Linked DNA regions of Homo sapiens: region 2 is linked to region 1. A link is a contact called in ENCODE Hi-C or POLR2A ChIA-PET data. All regions are on one chromosome and are shown on one strand. Each heading gives the region's core, a stretch centred on a gene start or an enhancer-like site at or near the end of the contact. The rest is flanking DNA. Distances are from core to core; before and after follow the strand shown.

Region 1 (6,748 bases), core at 2,569-5,068:
TTCCTGTATTGCACTACACACAACGAAAAATACTCCAGAAACATGAGCCCATTTTTTTACTACAACATGCAATTTATTGGAGAGAGGACCTGCTCATGGGGAGATAATTAGCAACACAAGGTGGGTTTCTAAATGGATATGTCCAACATCTGAGTTCACTGTACTAGCAACAGGAGGTGGCTACAAAATTATGAGAGTAATACAGCAGGGACTATAGTTAATTTTATGCAGTTCTGAGGTAATCCGCATCTTTGTTTGTTTACATCTCTTGACTACAAATGGTGCCATATACAGTCTGTGTTTGCATGCATTCAGTTTTGATAAATTTTAACTTTATATAATAGATTAATATATATAAAAAAATCTCTAAGTGGACCTGCACAGTTCAAATCATTCAACTTCACATTCAATATGGTGCATGCCTCAGTGCTGCTGCTACTGTGGCCCCTCAGGAGGGAAGAGCTGACTGGTTTTGGAATAAGCGGGACAGTGACAAACATAATAACATCAAGAGCAAGTAATCTTATTGAGTGCCACTATGGGCTCAATATGTCTAAGACACTATGTGTCTAAGTGCTTTATGTTATTTCATTTAATCCTCTCCATTTTATGAGCTGTACACTATAATTATCCCCATGTTACAGAGCACAGAACTGAAGCACAGAGGAATGAGGCAAGCTGCCCGCAGTCACGACTTTGAACGTACACGACCTGTTCCAGACCCAGTGCCCTCCCTAGCTGAGGCTTGCCACCTAACTGGCTCAGTAGTCTGCACTTTCTGATCCTGGCAATGAGGACTCAGGGCCCTGCAAAGTCTCATACACATCCAGCATCCCAACCTACACACCCAAATCACACATTCCAACCATGTGGAGAAGAAGAAAGAGTCAGAAACAGGAAGTGAAGTCATCAAGTGGGACAGCTCTTCTTTCATGGGATCTAAGCTCAGTTCTGGCTCTAGGTCTCATGGCACATACTCATTTCTAAGATAAAAATACCTAGAACATGATGCAAAGGTCTAATACAGGAACGACTGCACTCCAGCAAGAGAAGAGCAAGAACAGGTCAGGGGAAATATTTGATGAGATAATGCCAAAAACTTTCCAAAGTTGACAAAAAGACGTCAAGCTACAGATTCAGGGTGTAGGATAAGTAAGCCCGCTCCGAGCATATATCATGGAAAAATTGCTGAGAAACAGACACAAAGAAAATGTCAAAAACAACCAGAGGAAAACGTGCATTATTTTCACAGAAGCAATGGGAAGACAGACAACTAATGTTTTTACATAAATTATAAGATTCAGAAGACAATGCAGTGGGAAGATGCAGAAGAGAATAACCGCTAACCTTGCATCCTATAACCAGTGAAACGTTCCTTCAAGAATGAAAGTGAAACAAAAAGTGAGAAAATTTCTCAGGCCCACATGAAAAGAACCGCTAAGCTGAGGTCTTCTAGTCCCAGAGAGAAGAATGCAAATTTAGGAAATATTAAAGTGCAAAGATGTAGGTGATTAAAGAGTATATAAAACAATAACATTATGTCTTAAGAGGTTTTATATATATGACAAGAATCCTTCAAAAGGGACAATGGAGCAAATGGAGTGAAAGGTCCTCATGCCTGCCTGAAAGCAGTCAGTAAATGTACTACATTATAAAAGATTTTAATAAGTTCAAGGGGCATGTTAGGCCGGGCGCGGTGGTTCACGCCTGTAATCCCAGTACTTTGGGAGGCCAAGGCAGGCAGATTGCTTGAGTCCAGGAGTTTGTGACCAGCCTAGGCAACATGGCAAAACCCTGTCTCTATAAAAAATACAAAAATTAGCTGGGCATGGAAGTGCATGCCTGTAGTCCCAGCTACTCAGGAGGCTGAGGTGGGAAGATGGTTTGAGCCCGGGAGGTTGAGGCTACAGTGAGATGAGCTCATGCCACCGTACTCCAGCCTGGGAGGCAGGGTGAGACCCTGACTCAAAAAAAAAAAAAAAAAAAGATGTGATATCTAGGGTAACCAGGAGAAAATAGTAAATGTACATGTACGTATTGGGTTAACAGAGGGAAAAACATAAATATACTTAATAAATCTAAAAAATTAAGAGAAAAGGAATACAAGAGAGGTGGGACAACCTGGAAAAAACTGCAAATGGCAGGTTCAAATACAAATATGATTATCACACTAAATAATACAATTAAATCACAGTAAATATTTTGGTTAAAAGATAAAGATTATCAAAGTAAAATAGTTACATTGTGATTATAAGAGATATTCCTTAAACATAAGGACCCAGAAAAGTAGAAAAAAGATGGTCCAAGAAAAACTGTGTAATGAAGCAAAGCTGAGGTAAAAATCATTAAATAAATTAATATGTGCCAGATTAGACTCTGGGGCAAGGAGCATTGCTAATAAAGCATATTTTATAATGTCTTAGAATTGACATACCAGGAAGATACAAATATTCTCAATTTTGGGTACCTAATAACATACACATTTTATTTTATTCACATGTTTGCATGTATATATTTACATATATGGGTGTGTGTAGACAGAAAAGATTAAATGGTAATAAATAATTGTTGCAAAGGTTTAATGCTGCGTTCATTGCCTTTTCAATGTCAGGTCATGTAAAACCAAAGCAATCAGTACTAGGGACTCTTGTGTGGATGAGGCAAGACCTCCCTCTTGGGGATGAGTTTCTACAGTAGATTAAGAGACTTCTAGAAGACAGAGGGAGGAGGAAAGATGGCAATAAATAATTGTTGCAAAGTTTTAATACTATTCACACAGCTCCTACAGCTTCCAAGAAATTACCTAACAAACAATGTAACAGGAAGAAATGAGACAAAAGATTATCTGCTGGCGCTACTAAGAGCATCTTTCTGAAAAGCTAAGTAAAGCCATGCCAGCTTTCTCCTATGTAGACCCAAGTTATAAGATTTATTCATTTTTTTCAAGAAAGTGTATCTGTGTAGGTAAAGATGTAAGAAGGTCCTAGGTTAATTCAAAATAACAACCCAGCTCTGCCTTTCCATGGTTGATATGAAGATGCTGTTTGTAGTAGATGGTAAAAGGGCCCTGTCAACTTCAGCCCTCAGACCCTCTTATCCTCTAAAAGGGGATCCGGTGTCCTGTGTCCTCCTCTGGAGGAAGGCAGAGCACACACACGGGATGCCTTGTTTTAGAATGAATGTCAACATGGAGACCCTGGAGTCATAAAGAGTTACCTCCCCACTGTCCCTAACTCTATCCCGGTTATCATTTCTGTATAGTGGGCAATGAATCAGTGCCGACAACACTCAAATGGCGTTTCGATTGCATTACAATCCTATGGCTATTTGGGGCAGAAACACATCACTTGCACTCCACTTGAGACCGGCCCCGAGGCCATCACTGCCACCTTCCTGTCAGGTCTGGCTCCCCAGCCTCCTATAAGAATAGTACCTAAGACGTATCCTTAATGACTCTAGAATCCGTGTATCACTGGATGCAAAGTGCTTCCCTGCAAAGTGGCTGGGACAAGAGGAATGCATTCAGAACTCACGGCAGCTTCCAGGTGGCTCTAGGGAGGGCAGCAAAGCATGGTAGTGAGGAAAGGGGTTCTGGGGCCAGAATGTCAGGGCTCTGACCCTGCTCTGCCACATCGTGGCAGCTACAGCTTGGGCCTCAGTTTTGTCATCCACAAAATGAGGATGATAATATGCATGTCACTGAGCTGTCACAAACAGTAAAGTGATAAAGAATGCCTGGCCCATAGCAAATGCTCAAAAAAATCTTAATATTATGTAACACATCATTGTTAACACTGACAACAATAAAGTCAGTTCGTTTTGCATTAGTCACTCTGCCCACATCCTTTCCTGTGGCTCGTTATGTTAGCGCAACAAAGGAGAGACACCCAAGAAACAGTGGTTAAGAACCTGATACTTGGATTTATTATATATTACCCAAAGTAATAGAATTCATAGCTTCTTGGAGTATACTACCACTTTCCTTTTTCATTTCCTTTTTTTTTTGCCTTTTCCAAAACAGATGATTCATTTGCAGATTAAAATTTCAACCATATACAGACAGCTTCAAAAGATCACCCCTGGCCGCTGCCCCTATCTGCACAGCTGCCTCTCCCATCTCCTCTCCCTACTAAGCAACCTCTTTCTTCTCTCCTGCAGCTCACACAATGTTCATGAGCATACCATCAAATACAAATATTCCAATTTTTCCTGTTCCCTTCACACAAATGTAGCCTTCTCTCTATATACTGTTCTGTACTTTGCTTTTTAATTGTTAGTAATTTTTCCGCAACAGGACACAAAGAGCAATCTCATTCTTTCTGGAGGTCCATGCAGAATACTGCCCTCAATGGATGTCACCTATGTGACCAGTTCCCACTGATGACCCTTACACTGAAAACCGGCTTACACAGGAGTGGTCTATGATCTATGATGTATTAACATGGACATTTCCTCTTCCATTATGAATTTGTAAAGTTTTGATTTCCATAATTCTTTTTTTAATCAGTGAAAACATAAAATAAGGTTCTGGGAGAGAGATACAGGAAGCCAATCTGTGGAACTTTTGGTTTGGGCCCCAGCATCCTATAAAAATGGCACTAGGATGTATCCTTAATGTCTCTGGAATCTGTGGATTACTGGGTGCAAAATGCTACCTGCCAAGTGGATGGGACAACAGGACTACATTCAGAATTGGATCTGCAGCACCTCCAGGAAAGTTTTGAGCTATGCTTCCTTCAGTTCCTCCATCTCCTTAATTGACTTCACCTTGAGTCTCTGGACCAGCTCAAAGGCCACTACAGTTCAACGAAGGCTGGGAGTTTTTGTAAAGAAATCCCTAGACCATTGTATCCATTGGCTCCAGTTGACTAAACGAACATCTCCTATGGAGACCCCTGGACTTTAGCCAAGCTCACCTGGGCCAGCTAACTTACAACTCACAAGGACTCTGTAGACTTAATTCCAGACATGTGGGATATGGTATATGTGCACAGAAACACTGTGGGAAATCCAAAGTGACTACAGTAAACAGCCCTATGAAATCACTCTGGCAACTGGCATGAAATTGCTGTCAAGGGCATTACTCTATATGCAGTACCACGTGATAAATTTCCTTTAGAACTTACAGTCAGGAGGTACTGTCTCTGCTGAGGAGCTTCAGTCAACTGTATAATTCATCATGTTTACTTCATGGCCCTGGCTTTTTGGGAACCTGAGAGTTGGTTCAGTCGTGAAAATAATTAACACCTCATGTACTATTTCCTTTCTCCCTGGTCCTGATTTTTCGAATCCTATTCTTCTAATCTAGTGGTCTCAACCAGGGGCAATTCCCCATCCTCTGGCTTCAGGGCACATTTGGCAACATTTAGAGACATTTTTGGTTGTCTCAACTGGCCGGGCGTGCGACTGGCATCTAGCAGGCAGAGACCAGGTATGCCACACATCTAAGTGGCCTGCAATGCTTGGATGTCCCCCAGACCCCCGACAAAGAATTATTCTACCCAAAATGTCAGTAGTACTGAGTCCGGAAAACCTAGCTCTACCCTGTTTAATATTAGGCCCTCTGTTAAAAGCTCCTGAGATCTTGTTTAGAAAGATGCTTAACTACATTTGATAAATAAAATATTGTGACAGAACAGCGGAAAAGTTACGAGCATTTTCCTGCCAGAATAGACATCAAGTCCAGAGGCCAATTTTCCACGAAGAGATGTGCACTCAACACAAACCGCAAGATGTCACATACCTTGAGGAGTCTGAACGCTGTCATCCAGCACGTCCTGGTTTGCTCGTCCTCTGCACAGAGCAACCTCAGCTCTTTAGTTTCATTCCTGACTTTGTTTGGCTACAGGAGGTAAAAGAAAGTCCTGTTAGTGTTACACAGGGAGTCAGAAACAGCTTCTGTCAAGGCAGGGCTGCATCTGACACAAACCAGAGACAACCAGCTGGAGATCCCCCTAGCAAGGAGCACAGCAGATACACACACACCTGTGTGTTAAGCGTTCATTCATCCACCTTCCTGACAAGACTTTATTAAGTGCCTACCATGGACTGGCCCCAGGTTGTGTACCACTTAGCTGAATAATAAGCCATCCTTTGGGAACTTCAGAGGAGACAGAAAAACAAACTAGCACAGGACAACGTAATGTGGTAAGCACAATAGGACAAAGAGGAAGAGGCATCTAACTCTGTCGACGGACTGGATTCTATGGGAGGAGAACCTGCCTTCTGACTTACAGGAGGAGAGATCTTAAAGTTGCCCCCAGGCCACTGAGAGGAGGGGCTGCTGCAGGGCTTAGCCAAGAGGGGCAACCCCTGAGGAGCTCAGGGATTCTGATGTCTGAGCAGCCCCAAGATCAGACCCCAAGTAGAAGGTCCAGAGAGGGAGACTGATGTTGGCTCTGGAGAATGAGACAGAAGGGGAAGTAGGCACCATGGGGAGAAGACAGGTGCCCCTCCAGAGGCAGGGCCCTTTGGTGAGGGAGGAGAATTGTTGCAGGCATAAACTGACCTGCATCTCCAGAAGAACCCCCGACCTCAGACTCAAGAAACAATGCTGGACACACCCCAGCTCTCCCTCCCAAGAATCTGGAGGGGTTGAGGGACAGGTGTGACTACCCTGCGCTCGGCTGGTGCTATGAGAGAAGCAGAGACTGCGTTTGCAGAGACAGGCAAGCATGGCTGGTGTGGGCTGGTGGGAAGGGAGAGTGCCAGCTGCTGCTCATACCTCCAGCCCCGCCTGAGGCTGCCT
Region 2 (6,748 bases), core at 2,137-4,636, 400 kb after region 1:
GTGTATTTGTTTATCATCTTCAGCTCTCCCAACCATATGATGCAGTTCCTGCATGTTTGCTGATGTTGTTGATTGGGAAAGTCGAGCTAAATTCTGTGTCCCCAGTCACACAGCTTGGGGTAATGTGTGACAGCCCAGGATTCCCACCTGGATCTTTCTGACAAGAAAGTCATGTTTAGACCACCCTGTAAGGTACCTTTGGCCAAGACCCATGATGTGTGCTGAATCTGAAACCAAATAATATCTAAGAGGCCAGAATAAAGGTCAAATGATGTTTAGGCCAAGAGAGCTGCCGTGAGCATGGAAAGGTTGTGGGGCCGTGTGGTCAGCTGGCAAGTGTGGAGTTGGTTCCTATGCTTCTCTCACCATTTAGTGGCTCGCCCCGGTGAAAATGGCAGTTCCAATGGGATGGACCGCACCAGAAAGTTTACCCTCGTCAGGCAGAAGCCCCTGAGAAAACGGGGGCTGACAGAAGCCCCTGGGAGATGCTCAGGGAGTGGCCCAAGGTTGGGAGCCAAGCTGGAGTCCAGAGTCAGAACCGGGAAACCGTCCCGATCATGGGAACCAGGGATCTGGGAAGCACTTGGACATGATTCCACCAAAAGCTGTCTCTTTCACTCAAGGAATCTTAAAGAATTACACACAGACACTGTCCATAGCTATTTTCCACATGATTAAATCAGTATTTGCTTAATAAAGAAAATCTGGTAGAAATGAGGAAGTGGAGAAAAGAAAAGAAACTTTTTCAGCTCAGGAATGTCACCATGTTTGCCACAAGAGCCCATGGTTTGGGACATTCGTGTCTGGCGGGGAAAGGGGGATATCCCGGATGCAGGGTGTGGCAGAGAAGCTACGAGGGAGTGCACTGCCAAGTCCCTTCTGGGCCCCACACCTGGGCCTGCTGCCCTGTGGCTCCCCAAGGACTCCAGAAGCAGCAGGGAATGGGACACTCAGGATCTGTGCCACCTTCAGCAAGCCATGCCTCTTTTCTGAGCTTCAGTTTCTGTATCTGTAAGAGGAGCATGGTCAGCTCTGCCTGTGCAGGTCTCGCCATCTCACAGCGCCCTGTCCTCCAGCTGCATTTTTGCTGGAAAGCATGGCCCAGCTAGGGAATCCCGCTCCCCTCTCACTGCTCACCAGGGCTCCCCTCATCTCATCTTTACCCAATTCCCCTGGCCGGGACCTCCCACCCACCATGGAAAGCTGCAGCCCTGGTCGGACCCATGGATCCTGGGTTTTCTGGTGGTCACCTTCCTAAGTCAGATTCCGATGCTGCCTTCTTCGCGAGGCTTCTTGTGTGGATTCTCTTAGTGTCAATCCGCGGTGCCAGGGGATGTTTAGATTAGGTCATGCGCCTACTCCCAGGAAGCTGCATGTGTCCTCACTGGTTCACTAAAAACATATTTCTTAGAAGTGAGGCCTTACTGCTCAGCTGCCCTAAAAACACAAGCAGGATGAGATCACCCACAGGACCCCAGTCCTGGCTAAATGCTGATGTAGTCCCTCCTGGGGGACAGGGGTGCAGCTGTGATCCTCAAGTGAGGAACTCAAGCTTCTGCGAGGTCCCTGGTTCTAGAATGTCAGTAGTAGAGACCCTGCTTCCCCCAGCCAGACACACCTTTGATACACAGGCCCACTTCGAGCCCATAAGACAATGCTCGGGACAGGAGCCCTTCCCGACCCTAGCTCTGGTGAATGAAAAGGAGGTGGGCATTTCCTTTCCACTACTTTAAAAATGCTTCGTGGGCTGGGCACGATTACACACCTGTAATCCCAGCACTCTGGGAGGCCGAGGTGGGTGGATCACTTGAGCTCAGGAGTTCCAGACCAACCTGGGAAACGTAGTGAGACGTTGTCTTTACAAAAAATATAAAAATTAGCTGGGCATGGTGGCACATGCCTGTGGTCCTAGCTACTTGGGAGGTTGAAGTGGGAAGATCTCTTGATCTCGGGAGGTGGAGGTTGAAATGAGCCAAGACTGCGCCACTGCACTCCAGCCTGGGCTACAGGGCAAGACACTGTCTCAAAAAAACAAAAACAAAAACAAAAAAATGCCTCGTGCCTCTGTCTCCTGAGACAGAAACACTTCCTGGGGTACCATGAGGGGAGAGTGAGATTTGGGGCCACACCAGTGTGAGGGGAACACAGCTGTGTGACCACGGACAAGTAACTACATGTCTTGGGGCCTCTTGCTCAGCTATAAAATGGGGAAAGCAGATGTTAGGAGACCACGTATGTGAGCGCGTGGACCAGTGTCTTGGCATTGTCCCAGGAATGGCTTGTGAACTCCACTTGGCTGAATCATCAGAACTTTTAGGAATCCCAGTTGTCTGGCCTGTTGAGGTTAACTACTCATGTGGTTCTGATTTATATAAGGGAAGATAAAAATGCAGCTACTCGGGAGGCTGAGGCAGGAGAATCGCTTGAGCCTGGGAGGCGGAGGTTCCAGTGAGCTGAGATTGCGCCACTGCTCTCCAGCCTGGGTGACAGAGCAAGGCTCTGTCTCCAAAAAAAAAAAAAAAAAAGGCAAAGTAAACTCAGAAGAGGAGAAGGAGAAGAAGAGGTGGCTCCTGCTACCTGCCCTCTTGCCCTAGTATGGACAAGGATGCCACACAGGCAGGTAGACCCTCAGGGCAGGAAGGAGTTGTAAAATTCCACTGTTCTCAGCACTTGGAAAACAAGCCTTCAGTGAGCAGCCACTCGGCCTTTGGTCTTGCTTTGCTCTGTCATCCAGGATCTAGCCAGCCACAGGGCAATCTGGGGTGGTGAATGTCCTGCCTACATCACAGCTTGGGGACAGGAGCTCTTCACGGCAGGCTCGTTTGCTGTAGGACATGCACTATTCGGGATGAAAACTCTGATGGGATTTCCAGGCCAGAGCCTTTCTGGCGCGCCCGTGACTCTCCCTCCATGCTGTGGGTGTCCTGGAGGTCCAGCGGCCTCACTGCTCACAGGTCCTTCCGAGCTGCTTGTCTGCTCCCTCACTCTGAGCGCCCACCTCACGGCTCCCGATGCTCTCCTTGCTTTCAGCCTCCCTGCCCAGGCCTGGAGTTTGGCCTGCTGTGCCCTTTGACTGGACACCCGCCAATGACTCCACTCTCCCGCCCTGGCCACCCCCCTTCACTGCAATTTGGAGTCTGTCCAGGTCCTCTGAGATACCTCATATGAGGGCTCTGTTTCTCCCCACAATCGGGCATGTGCTCATTAGTCATGGGATGAGTGGGTCATTTCGGAGCTTTCTACCTGAGGCAGGGGCTGTGGGGTTGATCCATTTCACTGCCTCAAGGCTTGGCAAGGCATGGGGAGGGCCACTGCTGGGCCGACCCACCTGGGCTTTGGTCAAGAGGGTGAGCGGCAGCCTGGGGATGCAGCTTCTCCCGCAGTCCCCCGTAGAGGCATGGGAGCAGCTGCATGATGACAACCTGTGCCAGGAAACTCCTTTTCAAGCTGACTTCTTAGGAATGAGGTGCTGTTCTAGAAATCCACAACAGAGACCAAACTGCCACTGCCCTGGCCACGGGGTCCAGCTGCAGATTAGGAAATGGGCGTAGTGCAGGAAAATAGAAAAATCAGTCCCCGCCTTCCTTAGTAATGACGCTGTCAGATGGGAGGAAGGAGCCTTGACTTCCTGAGCCCATCAGAGGCTCTGGGACAGGACTGGGGTGGGGATGCTCGACTTGGAGCCCTTCTTGTACATCCTCTTTGAACCCTTCTCAGCCTCCTGGAACCCTGGCAGTTGGTCCCTGGCACTTTGGTCCTTCTGCTGAGTTCTGACAGCCCAAGGCCATCTTCTGTCTGACCCTTCCCTGTTCTGGTGCCGCACATCCGCCTTCCCCTCCACTCACATCGTGCCAGGCCCCATGGTCTGGAACCGTCTGCCCTCTGCTCCATCAGAATCTGCCTCAGGTCATGTTGCAGCCTGCTCAGTTCCCTTCATAAAACACATATAGTGCTAGCACTGTGTTCCTAGGCCTAAAGGCCCCACGTGAGTGAGACCTGGCCCCAGAGTGCCAAGTCACAGAAGCCCGTGGATTCTAGTGTGCAGTGGCCACAGCAACCTGAGGTGCCACAGCAACCTGAGGTGCCACCTTCCACAGGGCAGCGGCATGAGGATGCCTGGTCTCCCATGGGACGTGGCTGGGCTTTGGAGGATGAATAGGAGTTCTAGTGCAAAGCATGGAAGAGTCCACATGGTGTGTCTGGGGAAACACACATAGCTCGGTGTTTTCCAAGTTGAGTGGAGAGGCACCAACTGAAGCCACAGTCTTGCCACCAACTCACCGCGTGCCTTGCTAGCCCTTTGCTTTCCTGGGCGGGTCTCTCCATCAGGGCTGGCCCACCACACAGTCTGCAGTGTGGGGTACCCAGATGCCAGGGGAGGAAGCAGGGGGTCTGTGTGTAAGGGTGGGGCTTGGGCAGAAGCCACCGACCCTGTCCTCAGGAGACCCAGAGAGCCCCTGCTAAGGACATGGGTGGGACAGCAATGCATGGACAGCAACGGGCTGAGAATTTCACCTTTGTACCTCACTTATGCTCCTCAAGGTCTCTGCATCTATATGAAGGGTCTGGAAATTGAGTGCAACCACTGTAACACATGGCTTTTTCCTTTAGGAATGAGAGTGGGCTCCAGCCAGCCCTGCAGGAGCTACTTCCCCCTGTTCTTACTTAACCAGAGCCCCGGTTGGGCGCTTGGCCTAATCACTCATGAGCAGGAGCCAAGTTCATCACTTCCTGACTCTTCAGCTTTGAACACCTTTGCATCTTCAGTGAAACTTCTGGATTTCCAGGTGACAATCTCCATCCTGGGCCTGTCTCAGTGGTGGAAATAACATGGCACGGAATCACCCTGCGTTCCCCCAGGAGCACACCCCTGAAAGGTCCTGGCATGTGTTCCCGGCCTCTGGACATTTTCAGGTATTGCTCCTCTGCCTGGCTGGCTGCCACTGCTCTTTCACCCTGCTGAGAATGACTGGACTCTTCCACGCTCATCAGCTCACAGCTTCTGCCCAGCCCCTCCTCTGGAAGAATTCCCTGCCTCTCCCCTGTGTCTCCCCTCTCTTGGGACACCAGGCTCACTCACCGTGATTGGCCAATGCCATGTGGCCCCTCTACTAGTGGGCTTATTGGAAGGCAGAGACTAAATTAATTTGTAATTTCCCCCTAGCACTCATCACAGGGTCTGGCTTAGAGAAGCTCTCTTAGTGTTGGTTGGAAGAAAAGACAAAAGGAAGGAAGGAGGGAAGGAAGGGAGGAGGAACAGAAGGGAAGAAGGGAAGGTGGAAAGAAGGGAAAGAGAGGAAGCAAAGGAGGGAGAGGAAGGAAGACAGAGAAAGGAAGGAAGGAAAGGAAGGAGACCTTTGGTGACAACGGAAAGGCAAGGTTGCTTCAGTCCCTGAAGCACTTTACCCCAAGGCTGCGGGTGGCCCTCCCACTGGGACATCCCCATCAGGTCCACATCTCTTATTTGGATCCTGCTGGCTGCTGGCATCACCATCAGGCCAGGGCCCAGTGCCTGCCTCCTGGCACTGGACTACAGAGAAGGGGGTGGTGACGTTGGCCCTGGCTCCCATTTGTAGGACCTGGTGCCATAGATGTCCCGTGGAGAGCTCCATGGCACCTGTTAGGAGATGGGTGGCAGAGGGAGGCTTTGCTATGCTTGATGTTCAGCCCCTTGGGAGGTGCCTCTGGGAGCTGAGGAGGATCTGCCTGAGAACAGCACACCAAAGACAACTGCAGCCCCAGCCTCCATGCCCTGTCAGGGCCAGCGGTACAGCCTGGTGCCTCAGACTGCTGGAAACCTCCCATCTGCCCCGTCCCCTTCCTTCCCAATCAAGCAAGTGGACACCACACCCTGCCACACGCAGACAGGGCTCAGCCTCCCCTCATTTCCTAGATAGCCACTGTCCAAATCCCGCATGCTGTCCCCTGCCTGGATCTTCCCAGCCCTCCCTCCTGCCTCCCAGAAGCCAGTCCAGTCCCCTCCCCGGTTACAGTATGGTTCTTTGTGATAGGAAAAAATAAAATTCTTAAGAGTAAGAAAAGCATCCATAGATCTCCACTCCAATAAAGCCCATTAGTCTGGGGCAAAAGCTGGGATCAGTCAGTGCTCTAAATCCAAGTCCACAGGAGCAGGCACACCTGTGCCCAGATGCCACATCCCCACATAGTACATCAAACGAGGAGCAACCATGGCTGCAACCCAATCTGCGGAGGTGTTTGGGCCCTGGAAAGCTCCCTTACACAGCACAGGAGTCAGGAAGATGTGGGGAGTGAAGCAGGGAAGGGCAGCCTTCTTGGATGCCCCTCTTCCCTCCCTGTCCTTGCTCTCCCCGTGCCGCCATCCCGGAGGAAGCTTCCCGATTTGTTAGATTTCAGAACTGCACTCTGGTGATGTCGCTGTGTGTCGAAAGGCTCCTGAAACAAGTGAGTGGGAGCTGCCACGGGACCTGTCCAGGGCCAACTTGGCGTCATGCACTCAGTCTGCCTCCTCCCCTCGTCCCCCACAGGGTCGAGATAAGAAGGGGTGAACACAGCGGTGGACTTGCGGGCTGGGAGGACGGCCCTGCTGGGCTTTGGGTTCGGTGGTCGTATTGGTCTTTCTCTTTGCCCCTTTTCTTTTCTTTCTCCCTTGTTAACTGATGTGATGACACTTTTGTTCCTTTTAAGTTCCAAACCAGTTGAGAAATCTGACGCTGAAGTCAGGATGATAAAGGTCAGCTTGCCCCATGGCTCAGCACTGGGTCCCCTA

Evidence for each region. A loop is a pair of places that touch in the nucleus more often than their neighbours do. ChIA-PET counts read pairs that join two places held with the same protein, here RNA polymerase II (POLR2A).
Region 2: a loop to region 1 is called in a map of dorsolateral prefrontal cortex, with 1.9 times the contacts of the local background. The contact joins two enhancer-like sites. A Hi-C loop is called at or near these places in 1 of 168 maps with a recorded cell type or tissue (dorsolateral prefrontal cortex). POLR2A ChIA-PET finds 5 or more read pairs at or near these places in 1 of 52 experiments (naive thymus-derived CD4-positive, alpha-beta T cell).

What each region holds. Positions count from the first base shown.
Region 1 is chr7:50,606,998-50,613,745 of GRCh38, forward strand. GRB10 (growth factor receptor bound protein 10) reads right to left here. Exons shown (of 19, transcript NM_001350814.2): 13 at 5,744-5,842. Among named protein-coding and RNA genes, the nearest start is that of DDC, 45 kb to the left of the region's middle. Within about 2 kb of position 3,819, at least 3 of the 41 ENCODE cell types and tissues checked have a DNase peak (open chromatin) inside an H3K27ac peak, as active enhancers do.
Region 2 is chr7:51,007,170-51,013,917 of GRCh38, forward strand. No RefSeq gene overlaps it. Among named protein-coding and RNA genes, the nearest start is that of GRB10, 230 kb to the left of the region's middle. RefSeq lists enhancers at 2,511-3,012, 5,212-5,712, 5,713-6,213. Within about 2 kb of position 3,387, at least 3 of the 41 ENCODE cell types and tissues checked have a DNase peak (open chromatin) inside an H3K27ac peak, as active enhancers do.